Regions from separate parts of the Homo sapiens genome. Here regions 2, 3, 4 and 5 are each linked to region 1. A link is a loop called in an ENCODE intact Hi-C map of the cell type or tissue named here. Cell type or tissue: heart left ventricle. All regions are shown on one strand. Region 1 overlaps MPV17L-BMERB1 (MPV17L-BMERB1 readthrough). Region 2 overlaps NDE1 (nudE neurodevelopment protein 1). Region 3 overlaps MARF1 (meiosis regulator and mRNA stability factor 1). Region 4 overlaps ABCC6 (ATP binding cassette subfamily C member 6). Region 5 overlaps MPV17L-BMERB1 (MPV17L-BMERB1 readthrough).

The links. Peaks named below come from ENCODE experiments on the same cell type or tissue, not always from the same donor. Only the 100,000 strongest peaks of a DNase experiment are listed, where the experiment ranks them.
Region 2: a loop joins it to region 1, with 10 times the contacts of the local background. A loop is called at or near these places in 51 of 110 quality-filtered maps.
Region 3: a loop joins it to region 1, with 2.7 times the contacts of the local background. A loop is called at or near these places in 14 of 110 quality-filtered maps.
Region 4: it touches region 1 in a loop (5-fold over the local background); 11 of 110 quality-filtered maps call a loop at or near these places.
Region 5: a loop joins it to region 1, with 3 times the contacts of the local background. A loop is called at or near these places in 49 of 110 quality-filtered maps.

Annotation. Positions count from the first base shown.
Region 1 is chr16:15,425,609-15,430,608 of GRCh38, forward strand. All of the region lies in intron 1 of MPV17L-BMERB1 (MPV17L-BMERB1 readthrough), which reads left to right. Among named protein-coding and RNA genes, the nearest start is that of BMERB1, 6.5 kb to the right of the region's middle. In heart left ventricle, a CTCF peak has its summit at 2,148 (motif pointing right); DNase peaks (open chromatin) are centred at 2,153 and 2,423; H3K4me3 peaks cover 335 bases; H3K27ac peaks cover 218 bases.
Region 2 is chr16:15,701,815-15,706,814 of GRCh38, forward strand. All of the region lies in intron 8 of NDE1 (nudE neurodevelopment protein 1), which reads left to right. MYH11 (myosin heavy chain 11) reads right to left here. Exons shown (of 41, transcript NM_002474.3): 41 at 1,321-2,309. The coding sequence ends at 2,177. Among named protein-coding and RNA genes, the nearest start is that of NDE1, 54 kb to the left of the region's middle. In heart left ventricle, a CTCF peak has its summit at 2,889 (motif pointing left); a DNase peak (open chromatin) is centred at 2,897.
Region 3 is chr16:15,605,780-15,610,779 of GRCh38, forward strand. MARF1 (meiosis regulator and mRNA stability factor 1) reads right to left here. Exons shown (of 27, transcript NM_014647.4): 20 at 3,744-3,946; 21 at 2,512-2,739. Among named protein-coding and RNA genes, the nearest start is that of MIR6506, 2.8 kb to the right of the region's middle. RefSeq lists an enhancer at 4,693-4,987. In heart left ventricle, no CTCF peak of the experiment used is centred here; a DNase peak (open chromatin) is centred at 2,122; H3K27ac peaks cover 957 bases.
Region 4 is chr16:16,193,091-16,198,090 of GRCh38, forward strand. ABCC6 (ATP binding cassette subfamily C member 6) reads right to left here. Exons shown (of 31, transcript NM_001171.6): 10 at 4,931-5,000. Among named protein-coding and RNA genes, the nearest start is that of ABCC6, 28 kb to the right of the region's middle. In heart left ventricle, a CTCF peak has its summit at 1,969 (motif pointing left); no DNase peak of the experiment used is centred here.
Region 5 is chr16:15,548,243-15,553,242 of GRCh38, forward strand. All of the region lies in intron 2 of MPV17L-BMERB1 (MPV17L-BMERB1 readthrough), which reads left to right. The region is part of intron 2 of BMERB1 (bMERB domain containing 1); the gene reads left to right. Among named protein-coding and RNA genes, the nearest start is that of MIR6506, 60 kb to the right of the region's middle. In heart left ventricle, a CTCF peak has its summit at 2,756; a DNase peak (open chromatin) is centred at 2,767.

The DNA.
Region 1 (5,000 bases):
TACGCATGCAACCCAGGGATTTTTCTCAGATACCCTACCCATTCTCAAATAGCATGTGCTCTAAGCTCCTATGGTAAAAGCTTCATGCCCCTGCAAAACTCACACACCTGATCCCACTCCTCAAGCACTTCATGGAGAAGCAGCAGCTCCCAGCTCTATAACAGATAGGGGATTTCAGGTCCTAAGTCTTGAGAGCAAATATTTCCTCAACTTCTTTTCTCTCTCTCAAGCCTCCTTTAAGAGGAATACATACTATGCTTTCTGGAACTCTGTTCTACCTTCCAAACCCATTTATATCTTTTACGATTTTTTTTCCCCAAGATTGCGGATATTTTCTATTTTTTTTCTGGAGACAGTCTCGCTCTGTTGCCCAGGCTGGAGTTCAGCGGTGCGATCTCAGCTCACTGCAACCTCCACCTCCCGGGAGGAACTGCCAGACCATCTTCCAAAGAGGTTGCAACATTGTATATTCATGGTATGAGAGATCTAATTTTTCTACTCAATGTCATTTTAATGGTGTGGTGTTTTGTTTTGTTTTGTTTTGTTTTGTTTTGTTTTGTTTGAGACAGGATTTCACTGCCACTCAGGCTGGAGGGCAGTGATCCAGTCATAGCTCACTGCAGCCTCAACCTCCTGGGTTCAAGTAAGCCTCCCACCCCAGCCCCCTGAGCTGCTGGGACCACAGGCACATGCCACCACTCCCGGCTAATTTTTTAATTATCACTTGTATAGATGGGATCTCCCTATGTTGCCCAAGCTGGTCTTGAACTCCTGGGCTCAAGCAATCCTTTTGCCTCAATCTCCCAAAGTGTTAGTGAGAGGTGAAGCCCGCTGCATTTCCTGTATGGAGTGGGGACTTGGAGAACTTTTCTGTCTAGCTAAAGGTTTGTAAACGCACCAATCTGCACTCTGTAAAAACTCACCAGTCAGCGCTCTGTGTCTAGCTAAAGGTTTGTAAACGCACCAATCTGCACTCTGTAAAAACGCACCAATCAGCAGGACATGGGCAGGGACAAATAAGGGAATAAAAGCTGGCCACCTCCAACCAGCAGTGGCAACCTGCTTGGGTCCCCTTCAACGCTGCGGACGCTTTGTTCTTTCGCTCTTCACAATAAATCTTGCTGCTGCTCAGTCTTTGGGTCTGCACCACCTTTGTGAGCAATAACACTCACTGCGAGGGTCTGCGGCTTCACTCCTGAAGTCAGCGAGACCGTGAACCCACCGGAAGGAAAAAACTCCAGACACATCTGAACATCTGAAGAAACAAAGTCCGGACACACCATCTTTAAGAACTGTAACACTCACTGCGAGGGTCCACAGCTTCATTCTTTAAGTCAGAGAGACCAAGAACCCACCAGAAGGAATACATTCCAGACACATTAGGATTACAGGTCAATGTCATTTTAATAGGTTTTTGGTTTTGATTTGGAGACTTCATTTGGTAAATTCTCAAAGAGTCAGCACTCAAAATATCAGCTAACACGTTGCTTCAACCCAAGAAGGATGATGATCATGATGATGATACTAACTTGTACTGAGGACCTCCTATGGGCTGCCATACTTTATCTCATTTAATCATAATAGTCCTCTGGGGCTGGGTGTGGTGGTTCATGCCTATAATCCCAACACTTTGGGAGGCCTAGTCAGGCGGATCACCTGAGGTCAGGAGTTCCAGACCAGCCTGGCCAAAATGGTGAAACCTCGTCTCTACTAAAAATACAAAAATTAGCCGGGCCTGGTGATGTGCGCCTATAATCCCAGCTACTCAGGAGGCTGAGACAGGAGAATCACTTGAACCTGGGAGGTGGAGGTTGCAGTGAGCCAAGATCACACTACTACACTCCAGCCTGGGCAACAGAGTGAGACTCCATGTCAAAAGAAGAAGAAGAATAGTCCTCACCACTACACTCCAGCCTGGGCAACAGAGTGAGACTCCATGTCAAAAGAATAATAATAATAATAATAATAATAGTCCTCACCACTACACTCCAGCCTGGGCAACAGAGTGAGACTCCACATCAAAATAATAATAATAATAATAGTCCTCAGAATAGATAATAATGTCATTAGCATTTGAAAGAAAGTGAAGATTAAAGAAATTAAGGGACACAACACACAGAGTCACACAGCCAGCAGGTGGCAGAGTCAGGGCTCAAACTCAGATCCTCTGGATTTCACGGCCCGCATTTTTGAAAACCATGCGATTCTCATAAGCTCAGTGTCATGGACGTTTGAAATTCTCAACATGCTGGATGAAGTATCAAATTACCAGGATGAGATTGCATTATTTTTCCTTTCAATCAAGCAAAATGACAGTTATAAAAGTGTCTTGCACTGGCCCCTGCTGCCTTGGCTCTTTATAATCACCCAGGATCCCTCCAAGTCCTTGGCATTCCCAGCAAAGCCGAGGCACTGAGCCAGGACAAGCAGCCAGGGCTCGGGGGCGGTGGCGGGGGGGTGAGGGGGTGAAGGGGAGGGTGTGGGGGGGTGTTGCTGCTTAATACTTCCATGCAGATGGTGACTTCAGCCAGTTACTGAACTTGAAGCATTATCACCCTATGCTAATGCAAACAGACAGGGTTCTGGGGACTGTGGTGGCAGGGATAGTTTGTCCTCTAGGATTGTGGAATTGTATTACACACTTTTAGAAATGAAATGTATTCGTTTTTGAATTCTAAAACAATATGGGCTCAATATAGATGGTTGGAAAATTCATAAAATTAAAAAAAAATCTTTCCCAAATTTCAACTCTAGAAACAACCATTGTTAATATTCTCTTGTATTTACTGCTAGTCATTTTATTTTTCATACCTTAAAACCATTATTTATTGCTGGGCGTGGTGGCTCACGCCTGTAATCCCAGCACTTTGGGAGGCTGAGGTGGGCGGATCATGAGGTCAGGAGATCAAGACCATCCTGGCTAACACGGTGAAACCCCGTCTCTACTAAAAATGCAAAAAATTAGCCGGGCGTGGTGGCGGGTGCCCGTAGACCCAGCTACTCGGGAGGCTGAGGCAGGAGAATGGTGTGAACCCGAGAGGCAGAGCTTGCAGTGAGCCAATATAGCACCACTGCACTCCAGCCTAGGCGACAGAGCAAGACTCTGTCTCAAAAAAAAAACAAACCACCATTATTTATTTATATTTTAGAGACAGAGACTCACTCTGTAGCCCAGGCAGGAGTGCAGTGGCACGATCATAGCTCACTCACTGCAGTCTCAACCTCCTGGGCTCAAGCAATCCTCTCACCTCAACCTCCCGAGTAGCTGGGACTATAGGTGTATGCCACAACAGCTGGCTAATTTTTTTTTTTTTTTTTTGGTAGAGACAGGGTCTTGCTGTATTCCTCAGGCTGGTCTTGAACTCCTGGCCTCAGGCAATCCTCCTGCCTCGGCCTCCCAAAGTGCTGGGATTACAGGTGTGAGCCACTGCACCTAGCCTGATTTCTTTTCTGATTATAAAAGTAATACAGGCCGGGCTTGGTGGCTCATGCCTGTAATCCCAGCACTTTGGGAGGCCAAGGTGGGCAGATCACTTGAGGTCAAGAGTTTGAGACGAGCCTGGCCAACATGGTGAAACCTCATCTCTACTAAAAATGCAAACATTAGCTGGGTGTGGTGGTGGGCACCTACACTCCCACCTACTTAGGAGGCTGAAGTGGGAGGATTGCTTGAACCTGGCAGGTGGAGGTTACAATAAGCCGAGATCAAGATCGTGCCACTGTACTCTAGGGTGGGCAACAGAGTGAGACTATCTCAAATAAATAAAAGTAATACGTATACTTTGTAGAAACATTGGAGAATACAAACAAAACATTTATTATCATGACATACATAGGTAGTCACTATCAATATTTTGGTGTATGACATTTTAGTGTTTTTTCACCCTGGATGTGTATACATGTTTGTATATACGTAAACAGGTAAAATTGGAATCACAGTAGCCGGGTGTGGTAGCCCATGCCTGTAATCCCAGCTCTTTGGGAGGCAGAGGCAAGAGAATCACCTGAGGCCAGGAGGTCAAGACCCACCTGGGCAACATGGCAAAAACTACATCTCCGCTAAAAATACAAAAATTAGTTGGGCAAGGTGGTGCATACCCGTAGTCCCAGCTACTAAGGAGGCCTGGGCGGGAGGACTGCTTGAGCCCGGGAGGTGAGCAGTGAGCCGACATCCCACCACAGCACGCTAGCCTGGGTGACAGAGCGAGACTCTGTCTCAAAAAAAAAAAAAAAAAGGAATCACAGTATTTTTAAATTTCTACCATTATCATTCTATAAAATATGATTGAGATTACAGTGTGCACTTGATCTTAGCCAAAAGATCCAGAATGACAGCTCACACTTTATATTACAATTTGTATTCTACTTTTCCTGATATTTTGATTAAATTGTGCTATGTTTTCCCTATGACATTTCCCTATTACATTTCTTTGTAAACATCATTTTAAATAAGTGTACAGTGTTACATTGCAGGCATACCATAAGTTTAGCCATTTCCCTTTTGTAAGATACTGACCCTTTTCTAATTTTTTCTACAGTTTACATAAATTGTAAAAAAAATATATTGTGTGAATGTATTTTTAGTAATTCAGATATTCCTTCGGGTAGATTTCCATGAGTTGAATTTTTAGATCCAATAGATGTATTTTTTCTTTTTTAAATTATAAAATATTTTAATGTAGAGATAATTACATGACAAAGATCCCTAAATGCACCAACCGTCTTTTAAGGGATACACACCCTTTTATTTATATATTATGTCTGTAAGATTCATCCATTTTGTTGGTAGTAATTTGTTTGTTTTTTTTTTTTTTTTTTTGTGAGACAGGGTTTCACTCTGTGGCCCAGGCTGGAGTGCAGTGGCATGATCACGGCTCACTGCAGCCTGAACCTCCCACGCTCAAGTGATCCTCCTGCCTCAGCCTCCTGAGTAGCTAAGACTACAGGCACACACCACCCATGCCTGGCTAATTTTTGTATTTTTTGTAGAGAAGGGATTT
Region 2 (5,000 bases), 280 kb after region 1:
CTGCGATGGTGGGTTTCTTACCCTAGAAACATCCTAACCTGTATCCACAGAAGATGTCCTTTTATTTTTTTAAAAGATCAATAAAATCAAGAGAAACGAATGTTGAACTTGTTGGGCTTCTGGTCAAAGAGGCTTTGTATGTTTATACTTTAATGTTTTCCCACAGAGTGGTGAAAAACTTTTTTTAACCAAGTTAAAAAATATGAAAAAATCTTTTTGAAAATTTCTATTCAAGCCAGGTTTTTAGAAATGTATCCGGGATGTGTTTGTGCGTCATTCAAGGCATATTAGCATCTGGTCACAAGATGGAGTCCTTTGTTTCCATGTTTCCTGTCTCCCAAATCTGTCTGATCCCATGGAGTTGGTGGTATACGGCATCGTTTGTGTTGAACAGAGCCTTTGCAGGCATGTCTGTCTAAAACACTCAAGCTGAAAGAAGGACAGGGCCTACAGCTTGTTTTTATGGCCCTTACTCTAAGAATGATTTATTATGTTTTTAAGGGTTGTTTTAAAGAAGATGAATATTCGGCAAGACCATATGTAGCCTGTAAAGGCTAAAATACTATCTGGCTGGGTGGGTGGTGGTGGTGGTGTGAGAGACAAGGTGTTACTGTTACCTAGGCTGCAGTGCAGTGGCGTGATCATAGCTCACTGCAGCCTGGAACTCCTGGCTCACATGATCCTCCTGCCTTAGCCTTCCAAGAGGTTGGGAGTACAGGTGTGCACTATCCTGCCTGGCTTACTAACAACAACAACAAAAAAACACCTTTTTTTTATAGAGACGGGGGTCTCTCTCGGCTAGGCTGGCCTCCAACTCCTGGCCTCAAGTGATTTTCCCATCTCAGCCTCCCAAAGTGCTGGGATTCCAGGTGTGAGCCACTGTACCCAGCCACCATCTGACGTTTTGTGGAAAGTGTTTGCTGACTCATTGGACAAGACCTTGTGTTTTAACTCAAAAAATCAAGGAAATCCTGTATTTTTCTTAAGATACTGGTTTTGATGAGTCAAGATGTTCTTCCCAGTCATGTTCGAGGGCAGGGGGCAGTGGCCCTTAGACCACACATCACCTTATTTCTCTCCCCTGCCCTCCCTGCTGAGCGGCCCAGTAACCCCCTTAGACAGTCTCACTTTGCATCTCTGCTCTGCTCTCTGGCTGGCTGTGGGGTTGTAGGCAATTGATTTCACCTCTCTAGGCCTCAGTTTCTGCATTCATGACGTTAACCCTGACTTCAGAGAATCTTTGGGACGATGAAGCAAAACCCAGCCTTCCCCAACTCCTTTTCCTCTATAGAAAACAGCTCAACAGAAAAGCCAACGACATTGTGATTTATAACCATTTATTAGTGAAAGTGTTTTTAAGCACAGTCAGGGTGTAAACAGTGCAGCATTCCTGCTCCCCTCCGTGGGAGCAGCGTCTCCTTTTCAATTCATGTGACTACAGAAGGCACTTGGTGAACTGTGCGTGTCTGAGGTGTGGAAACCAGGAGAGGGGGAAAGAATTCTCAAAGGCCTGACGTGAGAAGTTGGAAAGGTTTGCAGGTTAGGGAATGAATTGGGAGTGGGGGCCGGCGGCACCCATTTCGGTGACTTTCTCCCCATTTCATGTAAACAGAATTGCCAGGGACCGGTTACCGTGGATATGTTTTTCTAAAAACTCAGTGTCTGCACAATCCATTGATAGAACTGGAGGATGTGTCTGTGTTTCCTGTTGGGTTTTTCTCATCTCTTACATCATACAAACTTCAATTTTTACCTTGAATACAGGGGTAGTAGGGGTGGTGGTGGTGGTGGTGGTTGAGACAGGGTCTCTGTTGCCCAGGCTGGAGTGCAATGATGCAATTATAGCTCATTGCAGCCTCGAAGTCCTGGGCTGGAGCGTTCTTCCTGGCTCAGCCTCCCTAGTAGCTGGGACCACAGGTGTGTACCACCACGCCCAGCTTATTTTTAAATTCTTGTATAGATGAGGTTTTACTACGTTGCCCAGGCTGGAGGGTGGTGGTTTTTATATTCCTTGTGTGAGGGGTGTCTGTGATATTTGGAATTTGAGAATGGATTTAGACAATGCTAAGTACAGTCTGCTGGGTTTTGCTTTGTTCTGGGTTGTTGTTGGGTTTTTTTTGTTTGTTTGTTTTGGTTTTTGGTTTTCTTGCCGTGGTGCAAAACTGTAGAAAGTTGCTTATTCACTGGCCTTGGTTCCATTGAAGTCTGCGTCTCGAGTGTCCGTTTCCTCCTCAGAACCATCTGCATTTTCAATAACTCTACGTCCTCCAGACCTTCTAGAAGGAACGAAAGAGGTCTCGTTTCCTCGCCTGTGGGTTGTAAGAAAACACATTATTTAGCAAAGAAATCTTCATGGTTGGGATAGATTTTTTATAAATCTATTTTAAACTTGTAGCTATAGTCCTATTGCAATATAAATTTTTTTTATGGCAGAAAACACACACGGCACAAATAAGATGCAGATATTCAAGTTGAAGTCAACAAATCATTGCCAGTCTTAAGGCATGAGTGATTGAATTTAATCAGCTGAAATTGGTTGCGGGGGTGGGTGGAGAAGGTTTTTCAAAGCAAGACGATCTGCTTTTCAATATGTCAGGCTTGGTCATTTGAGAAGCCACAGGATTCTGGTCTGCTGTGGTCTTTGATTTAGAATAGGAAAAAAACGCCAAAAACCAAGCAGGGGATTTTGTCTTCTGACTTTATTCATAGCCCATGGGGCAGAGTTGAAGAGAGAACATACTGTTTTTCTTCTGTATCTCCTCACCCCCATTCGCCTTAGAGGTGAGTTTTCAAGATTTGAATTGGAAGAAGGTGAAATGGACAAGGGCAGCCTTGAGAAGGACACAGAGGGGCTCCCTGGTTAAAAGGCGAGACAGCACCCCCTGCTGGTGTGAATGTTCATGGACTGAGTTTTCCCCACTGCAGGGACTGCTGCATCTGTTTTGCTGATCGTGGAACATACCGCACATGGCGTAAAACAGGTGCCCAGTGAATATTAGAAAAGGAAATTATACGTGTTAATCCAAGGTGGATTATTTTATTAAATTGAGATGAGGTCTTGATATTGTTGCCCAGGCTGGTCTGGAACTCCTGAGCTCAAGCAGTTCTCCTACCTTGGCCTCCCAAAGCGCTGGCATTACAGGCGTGGGCCACCACACCTGGCCTTCAAGGTGGATTTAAAAAAGAAATTTAAGAGTCTCTCTCACCCAGGCTGGAGTGCAGTGGCATGATCTTGGCTCACTGCAACCTCTGCCTCCTGAGTTCCAGCAGTCCTTGAGCCTCAGTATTGAGTAGCTGGGACTACATGCACGTGCACACTGCCACGCCTGGCTAATTTTTGTATTTTTAGCAGAGATGGGATTTTGCCATGTGACCCAGGCTGGTCTTGAACTCCTGGCCTCAAACGATCCACCTGTCTTAGCCTCTCAAAGTGTTGGGATTACAGGTGTGTGCCAGTGCACCTGGCCTCTGAGGTGGATTTTAGCTCCAGCCAGTAGGACACCCCTGTCTCTCCTTAATGCTGCCATCTCCTCTCTGCGCTGGTTCTCTCTTGAGTTTATCACCTCGACTTCACAGGAAGGGCTGGTCACGTGAGGGGAGACTTTGGGTAGGAGGAAGAGAGTGGGCAGAAGAAGGAAAAATCAGATCTGCCTGCTGCCAGCCTTCACCGTTCAGAAGAAACACTTAACTCTTTTCAGCAACCGCAACAAATAATTATGTTGGGCTCTGGCCATCTGGCCCTGTTTGACCTGAATCGGAAGACAGGTCTTATTTTAGGACATCAAAGAAGAGAGCAGACTTTTGCTCCCCACGCAAGGGTTGGATAAGAAGCCATAAGGATGAACACAACTCAGTGACCAATTCTTTAGTCAAAAGGAACAACTCGGCTGGGCATGGTGGCTCACACCTGTAATCTCAGCACTTTGGGAGGCTGAGGCGGGCGGATCATGAGGTCAGGAGATCGAGACCATCCTGGCTAACATGGTGAAACCGTGTCTCTACTAAAAATACAAAAAATTAGCCGGGCGTGCTGGCGGGTGCCTGTAGTCCCAGCTACTCGGGAGGGAGGCTGAGGCAGGAGAATGACATGAACCCAGGAGGCGGAGCTTGCAGTGAGCCGAGATGTGGCCACTGCACTCCAGCCTAGGCGACAGGGTGAGACTCCGTCTCAAAAAAAAAAAAAAAAAAAAATCAAGGCCCAGAGATTCATGATCACTGAGAAGAGGAATTCGCAAATGACCCTTTTGTTGACAGAGGATGGGAGAGACCCCGGCTGGGAAAGCCCACCTGGCTATAAAGGATGGGACTTCCCGCAGTGCAGCGATCAGGAATAAATACTTAAAGCTGCAGCCACTTCAAAGTAAACACTCCTAGCCCAGCTTCACAGAGAAGCTTCTGGACTTGCAGCCCTACTAGAGAACTCTCCATCCTTCTCTCTCTAGATGTGACCCTTAAGTCTTTTTCTTTTTTAGCACTGTTTTCCAAGCGCTTGACTCAGAAGGATGCTCAAATTCAGCGCAGAGGAGCAGCAGTTTGACTGTTCCCTGTACGCTCCCCACACAGCTCTCTTCGTCACAGTTTTAACTCCAGGTTCAAACCCTGATGGGTTGGCCAGTTGCTGCGACTCATGCCTGTAATCCCAGCACTTGGGGAGGCCGAGGTGGGCAGATCACTCGTGAGGTCAGTTGTTCGAGGCCATCCTGGCCAATATGGTGAAACCCCGTCTCTACTAAATATACTAAATTAGCCGTGCGTGGTGGCAGGCGCCTGGAATCCCAGTCACTCAGGAGGCTGAGGCAGGAGAATTGCTTGAACCCAGGAGGTGAAGGCTGCAGTGAGCCAACGTTGTGCCACTGCACTCCAGCCTGGGAAACAGCAAGACTGTCTCCAAAAAAAAAAACAAAAAAAAATCTGATGAGCTGGGAAGTAGTCCCTAACCTCCACATCAGTGCTCTAGGCACTCTCTTTTTGGCTCTTGGAAGAGTCTATTTGCTAACTGG
Region 3 (5,000 bases), 180 kb after region 1:
CACGGAGCCTCTCTCAGCTCTCCCCATTCTTGCTGCTCACACCCCAGCTGCCCACCCATCACACTCACCCAGCAAAGCCCTAGGTCATGGCGTGGGGTCTTCCTATCCACCTGAGTCCACCCCTTTCATCATCCTGGGCAACTGAACACCCAGGGACCTGTCCCACACCACAGCCGTATAGCCTTTCAATGCCTTGCCTCTGTCATCTCCGACGACATCCTCCTGTGTTCAATTTCACTGCAGACACCCATCTCCAGGGTCACAGTGCAAACCTGTCATTACCCCATCCAACATAAATCATTCAAACCTCCTGAGCATCCCACTTGCAAAAGCAAGTCTGGAGCTGCTGTTGGGGTGGGAGTGCAGAAAGAGACTCTACCCGCTCAACTCCGCCCCTTCTCAAACCTCAGCAGCATCACTGCCTCCTATCTGCTCCCAATTTGCCAGCCCACTCCCTTGCTTCACTCTCCTCTTTTGTCATGCTGGCACTGACATTCTTGTCAATATTTAAATTCGCTCATCCCATGCCTTTTCCTGACGCCCATCGGTAAACTCCCACCTTGAATCCAACCACCTGCTTTCCCTGAACCGACACCTGCATAGCCACACCCCAACTGCTGCTCTCCCAGAGTCTACGGTGCCAACTTGCAGTGAGCTCTCGATACCCCTGCACTCCACGTGACATCCTGATCAAGCCACTCTCCACTCACCATGACAACTGTGGACCTTCTCCCCACTCCTAAGTCCTGAGCCCTGCCTCTCCTCTCTCTCTCTAAGCAGAGATCAGTCCCTCTCTCTAGTGGAAAACCACTCTTGGAAGAGGACTCCCTTCTATTCCTGATGATAAACATCAGACCTGCCCATGCCTGCCCCCAGCCTATTGCCCTGTATACTTCCTCCTTCCTCTGTGTGCTGTTTCCTAGTCTCCCACACCTCAAGGCCCTCCTGTCTTACCCCTTCTCGCCCTTGTATGTTCATCTTCTCTCTCTAGACAGATCCACATCAATGGCTTTCAGACATGCTCAAGTTTTTCCAGGTAGGAAAACCAACAGCCCAAATCCTCCCTTGCTCCCTCAGCCCCACAGCCTCTAGCTGCTGCCACAGCCCTCCATCTTCACAAGCAGACAAACCAGGATGCTGTCCAGATGACCTGGGCCATTTTCTCACCTCTCCTCACTCCTCACCACACTCCAAGGTGGCTTCTGTCTACACAACCAACACTGCCACTGACCTGGCCAGCAGCACCGACTCTTCCCACTGAGCTAAACCTGGAAGTCAGGCAGTCCCTCTCTGACCAGCCCTCCTGCGATGCTGCTGGCCATTCCTCTGCCTTGGCTCAGGGATGTTCGGCTCTCCTGGTTGTGCTTCCTGCTCTCTCACCTCCTCCTCCAACCAATCAGTACCTAAGGAGAGCTCTGAGCGTTCCTACCTCTGCCAAGGTAAGAACGTCTTCTTAGCTGCAGTCCAATACATTAAAAAACAGTGGGGGCTGGGTGCAGTGGCTCATGCCTGTAATCCCAGCACTCTGGGAGGCTGAGGTGGGCGGATTACCTGAGGCCAGGAGTTCGAGATCAGCCTGGCCAACACGGTGAAGCCCTGTCTCTACTAAAAATACAAAAACTAGCTGGGCGTAGTGGCGGGCGCCTGTAATCCCAGCTACCCAGGAGGCTGAGGAAGAAGAATCTCTTGAACCTGGGAGGCGGAGGTTGCAGTGAGCCAAGATCGCACCACTGCACTCTAGCCTGGGCCACAGAGCAAGACTCCAACTCCAAAAAAACCCCACAGTGGGAAGGAAAGGGAGAGTGAACCCGTTCTGGCTGTTTACGGAATTAAATGACACAGAAATGTGTGCAGCTAGTAATGGGCCTGTAACTGAGGGTGCCGTCCTTCATGCTTCCCTTTCCATTCCTTCCTCCTGGCAGTGACTTCTTCTGGTCCTGTGGGGGAGGAGGCCGAAAACTGGCAGCTGCTCTGCCTAGGACAGGAAGGGTCAAGTGCAGTCCAGGACAGCAAACAGCACGAGCTGCCCTCTCTACTACAGCTCTGCCAGTGACAAAGGCCACTCTGCACCCTCGCTTGCTCCTAAGCCTACTCCTAAGTGGGTGAGAATGTGGAGGGAGAGGACACTGTGTGATTACGGGCTCCCAAGAACGTCACAGGCAAAACTCACACTGGAAGGAGTCAAGCTCAGGCCAGCAGTGCTGAGGCAGCTGCACCTCATGACCGAACCCTGGGGTGAAGAGTGACCTCATCAGTTCACAAAGGCATTGCTTTGGCAAGGCCATTCAGAAACACACAAGAGGAAGACCAAAACTCTCAACTTCCAAACCAAGGCTTCTATTACCTAATAAGCACTAATGACACAAAACGAGTCATAATGCTGTGACAGTTAAGTAGTTCAAGGTGTAAATAAAGAAACGCTACAGCACACGCAAACGTCCTAATGAGAATTAGGTCACTGTGAGTTTTATCCCATGAGGGAAAAAAAAAAAAAAAAAAAAAAACATTTACCTTCACGACATGGCAGAGTTTCTGAGTTAAAGCCGAAATGGAACTGACATCATAGTCTTGGAGACGAAATGTATAACCAAAAGTTTTAGCATATTCTGTAAGGAGATCTGTCATCATAAGGCAGTTATCTTTTTGGGACCGAAGGAGTTTAACAAACTGGGCAGCTAGAGCTTTGAACCGCTCCACCTCTGTCAGAGTAAGGATCTTTTCTTCTCCACATTCCAATACCTTTGAAAACACACGGGGGGAGGAAAGGGAAAATAAACAAATCACGGGTGTTTACAGAATAGCAAAAAAAGTATGCAGCTAGTAATGAAAAAACAAGTCAGCGTTACTGAATGGGTATAAAGTTTCAGTTGTGTAAGATGAAAAAGTTCAGAAGATCGGTTGCATAACAATGTGAATGTGCTGACCACTACTGGACAGGAGATATAAAGATAGTTACGAAGGTAAGTTCTATGTTATGTGTATTGTGCCACAATAAAACAATTTTTAAAAAGCACTTCAGTAGTAAAAAAAGAAAATAAAATCAACAACAGAAATTTGGTTTAACTTAGCAACAGCGAACAGCTTAGCACTGATGTTACCTCATGTACTCAGACCTACCTTCAACACGAAGGATTTTAAAAGTATAAAAGTAATGAACAAATATTCAGTGTAAGAAATCAGCAGGTGTGGTGGCTCACGCCTGTAATCCCAGCACTCTGGGAGGCTGAGACAGGCGGATCAACTGAGGTCAGGAGCTCAAGACCAGCCTGGCCAACGTGGTGAAACACCATCTCTACTAAAAATAGAAAAATTAGCTGGGCATGGTGGCGGGCACCTGTAATCCCCAGCTACTCGGGAGGTTGAGGCAAGTGAACTGCTTGAACCCGCAGGCGGAGGTTGCAGTGAGCCAAGATTGCGCCATTGCACTCCAGCCTGGGCGACAAGAAAGAAACTCCGTCTCAAAAAACAAAAACAAACAAACAAAAAAAAGAAAACCTACTGAATCTTTTTTTCAATAATTACCCCCAAAACAAGTTTGAATAATCCTTTATTGAAGGAAAAAGCCATATTTATCTAAAAATACTAATGAGTCAGGAATATGGCTTCTCTGACTGGAATAGCTTAGATTTTCATCCTCTTTCGTAACTCCCTACTTCCCAGAAAAACAGGTCTGGAACGTGAAAAAGTATTTCCTATACGTTGTTCAGAAAAATACTTTATAAAATTAGAATTTCTTCACTCACTTGTAAAGTATCAGGTATGGCTTCAAAAAGTTCAAGTAGTTTGGTAAACCCATAGTACGCAAGTTTGCACTGCCGGCCAAAGTGGTGATGGTAAGAAGGGATAAATTTATTAAAGGGCATCCGGAAATGGGGTTGGTGACGCAGCAAATCAACGACATCCTTGGAGAACTGTTTTGTCCTTTCTATTTCATCCTGAGTGCGTTCTTTTAAAAAAACCAAAAAACATAAAATCACAGTTTTTTTCTACCCATTTGTGTTCAACATCCACACTAGAGTAAATCCTTTTGGGAATTTATAAACGATATCATCCTTGCCTTCCAAACACACACAACCTAAAACAAACACATATACTCTTCCCTCTTTGCAAGTGGTTCTCAAACATGTTCCAGGGCAGAACACCAGGAAGTTATGATATTATTATATTATGAAATTCATATATATTCATCTTATAAGCTAGAAACAATGTCATCTTATAAGCTAGAAACAATTTTCTAGCCCCTGCCCCATATCTATTAACATGACACACACCCAGGTCCCTGTACTTAAGCAAGTACTCTAGAAATTATTCCCATGAAATCACGCTTCTGAATATCCCCACTTTTTTTGTTTATTCATCTGATCTTCAGTTAAAACTTGCTAGCAGAAGAGAGAATCAGGCTTCAAAAGTTGAACAAAAATAAACAGGAGGGAAAGCTTAAGCTGAGATTGTTTCTATTAATTTTTAAGTGAGAATGGGCCCTGGAATTCTATGATTTCATGGACATCAATGTTCTGCAGGAGCACCGTTTAAGAACCAGATAATAGAAGGAGGATACGACCATACAGTCACCCCTTGGTGTTCTCAAGGGATCGGGTCCAGGACCCTGCCTGGATACCAAAATCCGCACCTACTCAAGTCTTGCGGTCTGCCCCGCGGAAACTGCAGACACGAAAAATTGGCCCCCAGTATCCATGAGTTTCGCATCCCTCAAATACTGTACTTTCTACCCGTAACTGGACCTGTGCAGTTCTGACTTCAACTATTAAAATTTGAAAGGCAAAAGAAAAAAAAACATTCGAGTTGTCTTCCCTTCTCAAGTGTGCACAGTAAATAAAGTAGCTCAGAGTTCAACAGAAGAGCAAAGCCAACAGGCACGGTGACAGATTCTCAACTGGATGACTAAGGCTCATGTAGCCACAGCCAGGCTGCAGAAGGCATTTGAGCAAAGTGCTGATGATGCCCCTTTTTCCCCTTAGAGTCAATTCTAAAAAGCCAGC
Region 4 (5,000 bases), 770 kb after region 1:
GAGGTCGGCACAAGATACAGGTCACAAAGACCTTCCTGATAAAACAGGTTGCAGTAAAGAAGGCGGCCAAATCCCACCAAAACCAAGATGGCTACGAGAGTGACCTCCCGTCATCCTCACTGCTACACTCCACCAGCGCCATGACAGTTTACAAATGCCATGGCAACATCAGGAAGTTACCCTATATGGTCTAAGAAGGAAAGGCATGAATAATCCACCCCTTGTTTAGCATATCATCAAGAAATAACCATAAAAATGGGCAACCAGCAGCCCTCTGGGTTGCTCTCTCTATGGAGTAGCCATTCTTTTAGATCTTTACTTTACTAAAAAACTTGCTTTTGGCCGGGCACGGTGGATCATGCCTGTAATACCAGCACTTTGGGAGGCCGGAGGCGGGCAGATCACCTGAGGTCAGGAGTTTGAGACCAGCCTGGCCAACATAGTGAAACACAGTCTCTACTAAAAATATAAAAACTAGCCAGGTGTGGTGGTGGGCACCTGTGATCCCAGCTACTCGAGAGGCTGAGGCAGGAGAATAGCTTGAACCCAGGAGGCGGAGCTTACAGTGAGCCACGATCGCACCACTGCACTCCAGCCTGGGTGGCAGAGTGAGACTCCGTCTCAAAAAACAAACAAACAAACACTTGCTTTCACTTTATGGACTCGCCCTGAATTCTTTCTTGCACGAGATCCAAGAACCCTCTTTTGGGATCTGGATCAGGACCCCTTTTCTGTAACACAGCTGCAGACCCCGAAGGTGGTCAGACTTGGGTCCTAAGATGGGGATGTCAGGGAATCTGATAAGGGCAGCCACCAGGTCCCAGGGATCTGTGCTCATGGGGTCTGCTGTGTCAGGAGATGCCTGCTGAAGGTGGGGTCCTTCAATGTCAGGGAGGGAAACAGCCCTCTTACACGATAGGGAGAGAGTTATATTCAAGACAGATTGTGCACACACACGAGTGGGACTGGGGGGTGTTCCCAGCCACAACAGTAAAGTTGAGACCTATGGAATCAGGGGACCTGGTTCAAATCCTGACCCTGAGAGTTTTGAGTGTGGCCTTGGGGCAAGTCATCTCCCTTAGGTGCAATTCTCTTGTCTGCAAAATGGGAATAGAGTTGTTCTCATTTGGCATTTTCTCTTATTGCGTTTAATTATTTTCCTAATCTTCATTTCATCCCTCGCAAGGGTTGTCAGATTTAGTAAATCATCATACAGAATGCCCAGTTACATTTGAAGATAAAGAGTGAATAAGGTTTTAGTCTAAGTCTCGTGAAATATTTGGGACATACACTGAGAAATTCTTCCGTTTGTCTGAAACTCACACTTCACTGAATGTCCTGTGTTTTCTCTGGCAACCCTGCTCCCCCACCAACGTGGTGATTTTGGGATGGTTATCTTCCCCCTCTCGGCTTTGGTTTCTATATCTGGAAAATGTGGAAGTGGGGGGTAGAATAAATGATTTTTAAGTTGCTGTGACTTTCTGAGATTTCTGCACAGGTTATTTGGACCCATTCTCTTGACAAGCCCCACCCCAACTCCAGTCTGTGTGCCTCAGTTTCCCGTCTCAGTCCTTAGGAACACTATGTTTATTTATTTATTTATTTGTTTGTTTATTTTGAGATGGATTCTTGTTCTGTGACCCAGGCTGGAGTGCAGTCTCATGATCTTGGCTCACTGCAACCTCTGCTTCCCAAGCGATTCTCCTGTCTCAGCCTCCTGAGTAGCTGGGATTACAGGCATGTGTCACTCGGCTAATTTTTGTATTTTTAGTAGAGATGGGGTTTCACCACGTTGCCCAGGCTGGTCTCGAACTCCTGGCCTCAAGTGATCCACCCACCTCAGCCTCCCAAAGTGCTGATATTACAGGTTTGAGCCACCCCACCTGGCCTGGGAACACTATTTTCTAACATTGGGCCAGTTTGTTTCATTTATGCGGCAATGGCGCTACCTAGTGGCTCAATGGAGAAGGGCGCAGAGGGTAAACACCAGCCCACAGCAGGGCTTGGAAAAACACTCAAGGAATGTGAGCAGAAGATGAACATCTCTGTCTGGGGGAAAAATGGTATCATTAAACTGTAGCAACCTCAGTGTCCACTCCTCCTTCACCAAGACCTCACGGTGATGTTAGGAACTGTCTACCAAGAGGCAGGAAAAGTACACAAGCAAAGTAACATGGTGCATTATCTATGGATATCTTGTTGGTCTCATCTAATTTTTTTTTTTTTTTTTTTTTTTTTTTTAGAAGGAGTCTCACTCTGTCGTCCAGGCTGCAGTGCAGTGATGTGATCTCAGCTCACTGCAACCTCCACCTCCCGGGTTCAAGTGATTCTCCTGCCTCAGCCTCTCTAGTAGCTGGGATTACAGGCACATGCCACCATGCCCGGCTAATTTTTATATTTTCAGTAGAGACAGGGTTTTGCCATGTTGGCCAGGCTGGTCTTGAACTCCTGACCTCAAGTGTTCTGCCGGCCTTCACCTCCCAAAGTGCTGGGATTACAGGCGTGAGCCACCGTGCCCCGCCTGGTCTCATCTGATTTTTAGCAACGGTGGGGTCAACCTGATCAATTGCCCTGAATTTTCCCATGTTCTTCCTCTCTCCCTCTCTTTCTTCCTAATGATGACATTTATGTACTGCACATGAAGCCCTGTCTGAGTGCCTTATGTTGTAATTGCTAAGCACCTGCCTATTGTTTGCAAGGCCCTGGAATACAAGGTGAAGACACTGGAAAAAGTCCTGGCCCCTAGCCTTAGCAAAAACAATCATATGCATGAGCATTCGAGTTTTTTTTGGAATATTCAGCAATTACAATCAAAATGCCATTAACAGTTTTTACAAGGCCAGGCACAGTGGCTCATGCCCGTAATCCCAGCACTTTGGGAGGCTGAGGTGGGCAGATCACCTGAGGTCAGGAGTTCAGGACCAGCCCAGCCAACATGGTGAAACCCAGTTTCTACTAAAAATACAAAAATTAGCCAGATGTTGTGGTGCACGCCTGTAATCCCAGCTACTCAGGAGGCTGAGGCTGGATAATTGCTTGAACCTGGGAGGTGGAGGTTGCAGTGAGCCGAAGTTGTGCCATTGCACCAAAGCCTGGGCAACACAGTGAGACTCTGTCTCAAAAAAAAAAAAAAAATCAAAAGGATACTATTTCACGACATATGAAAATGATATGCACTTCAAATGTCAGCATCCATAAATAGAGTTTTATTGGAGGAATACCATGCCTGTTTGCTTAGTATGGTCTACAGCCACTTCTGCACTCCAAGGGCAGAGATGAATATTTGCAGGAGAGATGGTGTGGCCTCCAGTGTAAAAAGCATCTACTGTCTTATCCTTTATGGAAAAGTAACTAATGATAATATTACAAATACCTACAGGGTGCAGTTGTGTGCCCGGCACCCTTTTAAGTGCTTTCTACATATGGGCTCGTTTAATGCCTCAGCCCCTCTGGGGCAGGAGTGCTACTGTTAATTATGATCCTCACGTTGGAGACAAGAACAGGAGGCACAGAGAGAGTAGGGTCCTTGCACACAGATTCACAACTGATAAGTGGTCAGAAGGAGGATTTGAGCCTAGGCAGTTCCCGATACAGAGTCTAATTTTATTTTTACTTTTATTTATTTGTTGGAGACAGAGTCTCACTCTGTCACCCAGGCTGGAGTGCAGTGGCATTATCTCAGCTCACTGCAACTTCCACCTCCAAGGCTCAAGCGATTCTCCTGCCTCAGCCTCCTGAGTGGATGGGGTTATAGGCACCCACCACTATGCCCGGCTAATTTTTGTATCTTTCAGTAGAGACGGGGTTGGCCAGGCTGGTCTGGAACTCCTGGCCTCAAGTGATCCACCTACCTCACCCCCCAAATTGCTGAGATTATAGGCATGAGCCACTGTGCCTGGCCCAGAGTCTGATTTTAATTTAAAAAAAGAAAATCCTATACCACAACGTTAAAGGAATGAAGTTGGAAAGTAAATGTTTTGTTTGTTTTGTTTGGTTGTTTCCTGATGGCTACTTTGTGTTTTTTGAACACTAAGTAGCAATTTTTCCCCCTAAAATGTTCTCCTCTTGTGTTTTGTGGACAGTGGCTATGGTGGTGCCTCAGGGTTACTGGTAACTTCAAAACATGGTTAACTTGCCTACTGGGTACCCTAATAGCACATGGGGAAGTATCAACGTCATCATCATCATCTTTCTACAGAGGAAACTGAGGCCCAGAGAGGGTGAACTTCCTGCCCAAGGTCAAGTGAAGGTCATCCTTATTGAGGACTTTTCCCATCGTATCAGACAATAGTAGGCAAATTGAGACAGGATTGGAGGAGGAGGAGAAGGAGGAGATGGGGGTGGAAGGGGAGGAGAAAAAGGAGGAGAGGAAGAAGAAAGGGAAGAGAAGGAGAGGGAAGAGCAGAGGGAAGAGAGGGAGGACGGTAGAGGAGAAGAAGGGAGAAGGGAAGAAGTGGGAGGGAAGATGACAGGGAGCAGAAAGGAAGAAGAAGGTGGAGCAGGAGAGAGGAAGAGGAGGAGGAGGGGGAAGGAGGAAAAGGAAGGGGTGCAGGAAGAGGAGGGGGTGCGTGGGCAGAAGGTGGGAGAGATGCAGGAGGAGGGAGGGTGCAGGGAGGGGTGCAAGAGGAGGGGGGCAGGAGGAGGAGGCTGGGGCAGAGGGAGAGGGGAGGAAGCCTTATGAGCTTCTACACCAGGAATGGAATCCAGGGTGATGAAGGCAGAACAAGGGTAAAACCTTTCATGTGCCTCTCTGACACCAACCTGGTTCTCCCACAGCCTCAGACTTGCCCTAACCCTGGGGTCACAGCGGACCTCTTCCAGCCTCTTGAATGCTAAGTCAGGAGGAGGAAGGGTGGGAGGGGGAAGGAGGAGGGGGAGAAGGAGGGGGTGGGGGACTCCGTTCAAATCCCGTCTTCCTCCTCTGGCATACCTGCCAGAGATAGACGAAGCAGACCACGATCCAGACGAGAGGCAGCCACAGCCCGTTGAGGTAGAGGACG
Region 5 (5,000 bases), 120 kb after region 1:
TCAAAGTGCTGGGATTACAGGTGTAAGCCACTGCACCCGCCCTGTGCGTGGTGAATTCCGAGTAAATGGTAGCCAAAATCATTGTCATCATCATCGCCACAGGTAACCTTTTCCCCAAATAATACTCAGCTTCTCTTCTAAGTAAACGTTGAATGAATACTTTAGAGTGTTGAAGAAGCACCCCTAAATCTGCCCACTTGTTGATTCTAGCCAGTGATGTTAAATTTTTAGGAATCTGGAGAACCAGTTGTTCAACTGTGGGTAGCTCAAAATCTGCAGCAGTGGGAGTATTTACACCGTGGAAATTGGCAAATGATTCACAGCAAGGCTTCTACCTCCCTCCCCTGCTTCCAGCCAGTTAAACATTCCCCAGCACATCACTCATTCTAGTCCTAGCCTGCCCTACTTTGGGGCATCCAACAGAGATTACTTGCGTTTTCTTTGTGGTTTATCAAGCCCCAGGGTCTCGCTTGCCTACAAAGGAGACCACTAATCACTAGCATGCTGAATAAACATGAAGTTGACTTAAACATTAATTTACTTATTATCAAAAGCTTATCTGCTTCTGCTGGTGCAATGACTCTGATGGGAATTGCCAGTGGTGATGGTAGATAGGTGATGGCTTCAGAGAAGTGTGCTCTGTGCTTTGGCAGGAGCAGGGCTAAGCTGAGACAGTGGTCCTAGTGGCCCAGTCCATGGGCTAAGCAGGAATGGGTGGGAAGAGGGCAGGGGAGGCTTCCCCGGGGCCTGCAGATTGTGTTCTTAAGAGTTTTTTCCTTCAGTCCTTAGAAGCTCAGCTGAAAGGAATGACTGCGGCCGGATGTGGTGGTTCATGCCTGTAATCCCAGCACTTAGGGAGGCCGAGGTGGGCAGATCACCTGAGGTCAGGAGTTTGAGACCAGCCTGGCCAAACTGGTAAAACCCCAACTCTACTAAAAATACAAAAATTAGCTGAGCATGGTGGCTGGTGCCTGTAATCCCAGCTACTTGGGAGGCTGAGCCAGAGGAATTGCTTGAACCCAGGAGGTGGAGGTTGCAGTAAGCCCAGATCAAGATCACACCACTGCATTCCAGCCTGGGCAACAGAGCAAGCAAGATTCTATCTCAAAAAAAAAAAAAAAAAAAATGGAGTGATTGCTTTAAAATTCTTAAACAGGGCCGGGTGCGGTGGCTCACGCCTGTAATCCCAGCACTTTGGGAGGCAGAGGCAGGCGGATCACTAGGTCAAGAGATGGAGTCCATCCTGGCCAACGTGGTGAAACCCTGTCTCTACTAAAAATACAAATATTAGCTGGGCGTGGTGGCGGGCGCCTGTAGTCCCAGCTACTCAGGAGGCTGAGGCAGGAGAATTCCTTGAACCCAGGAGGCGGAGGTTGCAGTGAGCTGAGATCACGCCACTGCACTCCATCCTGGCGACAGAGTGAGACATTGTCTAAAAAAAAAAAAAAAAATTCCTAAACAGGAGGGGCTTAGGGCCAGCCAGTTGGTCACATGAAACAATCAGGGGACTTACCTTAGAGCTGCCTTCGCAGTAGGGAGTCCATGGTTTTTAGTGAGATTTGTGTCGTACAAATTAATTAAAATTGCATAGTTTCTATCAAGTTTTTTTCTTACACTTTCCACAAAATTGGGAAAAATGTCTATTTCCCATTTCTTTATTTCATTTTCTCTTATTGCTTCTATCCTACCTGATATTTCCCATTTCAAAAGCACGTTTTTTTTTTTGAGATGCAGTCTTGCTCTGTCGCCCAGGCTGGAGTGCAGTGGTGCCATCTCGGCTCACTGCAAGCTCCACCTCCCGGGTTCACGCCATGCTCCTGCCTCAGCTTCCCGAGTAGCTGGGACTACAAGCACCTACCACCATTTTTTGTGTTTTTTAGTAGAGACAGGGTTTCACTGTGTTAGCCAGGATGGTCTCTATCTCCTGACCTCGTGATCCACCCCGCCTCGGCCTCCCGAAGTGCTGGGATTACAGGTGTGAGCCACCGCGCCCGGCCCAAAAGCACTTTTTAAATGTTGAGGTGGTTTGAAGGCTAATGGAAATTACGAGGTGGGACTGAAACCATTCCCTGCCATCCCTAAGAAAGCCCACTCCTTGGAACTGCCACTGGTGAAAGTCTCACTCTGTCACCCAGGCCAGAGTGCAGTGGCACAATCTCAGCTCACTGCAACCTCTGCCTCCCAGGTTCAAGCGATCCTCCCACCTCAGCCCCGCAAGTTGCTGGGACTACAGGTGCCCACCACCATGCCTGGCTAATTTTTTTTTTTTTTTTTAAGTAGAGACGGGGTTTCACCGTATTGCCCAGGCTGATCTCAAACTCCTGAGCTCAAGTGATCTGCCTGCCTCAGCCTCCCAAAGTGCTGGGATTACAGGCATGAGCCACCGCGCCCGGCCTGAAAGCATTTTAGAAGGCTCCTGACTGAAAGAACGGGATAAAGTAAGGGGGTATGGGAACAGAAGATGACAGCCTGGTATATCTGGGTGACATGCGTAGGCAGTCTGTTGTAGTGGCAATTGTCAGGGCTCTGGAGTTAGACTGTCTTCTTTCAAATCTTGCAAGCTGTCTGATCTCGGGCGATTTACTTAACCTCTCTGAGAGTTCTGTAAAGTGGAGAATAAGAATACCACCCTACAGATGATGAGGATTCAATGAGATTGGGCTGGATACAAATCAGCTTTTGTTGGCATCAGCTTGAGAGGAGGGATGGACTTGGGAGTGGAGAGGGTGGATTTGGGGGAGAGGACGCCACACAGTGGCAGGAACTCGCAGCAGGTGACTGAGAGTGGAAGGCACAAGAGAGCCCAGATGCTGAGCCAGCTCAGAATAGAAACGGTATTGATAGCAGAATGCAAAGCAGTATCACTCGAATGACGGATGTTTAATTGGATTTCTCCAGGGCTGACTCACCGCCTTTGATAGATGCGATTGCCCTCGTGGTGTCTATCATGAGACTTGAAATTTTTCCACCTGCACCTGCAGTCTTTAGGCCTTGTTTCAACAAAATGCAGTACTGTGTGTACCCTCCATGCCTGCCAGCCTTCCTTCCTTCCTTGTGTATTTACTGCAATGTATCAGGGACGGGGTGGTGTGCTAGAACCATGAAGGAAAAAGGCAAAGTCCCTTAAAGGAGGTGCAGTCTGTTGAGGCAGAAACACAAATGCCTAGATGGTTCTGGAATGCCTAGATGTCAATGGGATAACAAGGGGGCTATGGCTGCAGGAAGGAAGAGGACCTGATGTAGCTGAGGGCATCAGGAAGATTCCAGAAGGAGAAGGGATTAGTGAAGCTGCAGAGCACTTAGTTTGAGACAAAGATTTCTGAGCTGAGGGAGGAGTTGGGCAAAGGCTTGAGTGCAGGAGTTCAAGAGAACTCCTTGGGGCCAGGCTTTACACAGGGATGCACATGGGCTGTGTACCAGTCTGTTCTGACACTGCTGTAAAGATACTACCCGAGACTGGGTCATTTATAAAGGAAAGAAGTTTAATTGACTCACAGTTCTGCATGGCTGGGGAGGCCTCAGGAAACTTGCAGTCATGGCAGACGGCGAAGGGAAAGCAAGCACGTCTTACGTGGCGGCAGGAGAGAGACAGCACAAGAGAAAATGAGTGTAGGAAGTGCCACATTTAAAACCAGCAGCTCTCTTGAACTCCTGCACTCAAGCGATCCTCCTGCCTCGGCCTCCCTTAGTTCTGGGATAACAGGCAGGAGCTGCTGTGCCCACCTGGAGCTTAATCTCTGTTCACATCTTTAATTATTCTGGGCCAGCTTAGCCAAAGGCCTTAGGGGTAGGGTTAGGGACACCAAGGGCCAGTCTTCTATCCACTTCACAGCTCGCTGGGCCCTCCAAGGGAAGGACTATGTGTCTCATTCTAGGCACTGGTAAGAGTCTGGGGGAAAAAAAATCAAAAATAACAAGTGGACGCGGTGGCTCACACCTGTAATCCCAGCACTTTGGGAGGCCGAGGTGGGTGGATCACTTGAGGTCAGGAGTTCAAGACCAGCCTCGTCAACATGGTGAAACCCCGTCTCTACTGAAAATACAAAAATTAGCAGGGTATGGTGGTGTGCCCCTGTAATCCCAGCTACTCAGGAGGCTGAGGCACGAGGATTGCTTGAACCTGGGAGGCAGAGGTTGCAGTGAGCTGAGATTGCACCACTGCACTCCGGCCTGGGCGACAGAACGAGACTCCATCTCAAAAAAAAAAAGAAGAAGAAGAAGAAGAAATGAACTCACAACACTTACTGTCTCCTTCAAAGGAGTGAAGGATGTGCAGAGGGCTAAGTGCGGTCCCAGAAACTGCCAGGTAGCATCAGTGAGCAGGTGCAGGAAATCTGTTGGCCAACCTTGCATGCACTGGGCACGGCCCAGTTCCCTGCCAGAGCCCAGAGAAGAAAACAAGCTCTGGTCTCAGTCGAAGCAGTGGGGTGGGAAGAGCCCTGCTGTCTCGCCACATGGCCTTGGTAGCTGGCCTATGTCTCAATGTCTCTTGAAAGTGAAAATAGATCAGGAGGGCTGACACGTAGTAGGCGCTCAAGAACTGTTTTCTGGATGAGTCAGTGAATTGGTGAACAGCATTCACCTCTCTGGGCATTGATTTCTTCATTCATGTAAGGTGAGAGCTCTTCTAGCTGCAGAAATTTCTTTAGAGCCAGGCACAGTGGCTCACCCCTGTTATCTCAGTACTTTGGGAGGCCAAGGCAGGAGAATGGCTTCAGCCCAGGAGTTTGAGACCAGCCTGAGCAACATAGTGAGACCCCCATCTCTACCAGACATTTTTTTTGAGATGGAGTCTCACTCTGTTGCCCAGGCTGGAGTTCAGTGGTACGATCTCAGCTCACTGAAACCTCCATCTCCCAGGTTCAAGCAATTCTCCTGCCTCGGCTTCCCGAGTAACTGGGATCACAGGCATGCACCACCATGCCCGGCTAGTTTTTGTATTTTTAGTAGAGATGGAGTTTCGCCATGTTGGCTAGGCTGGTCTTGAACTCGTGACCTGA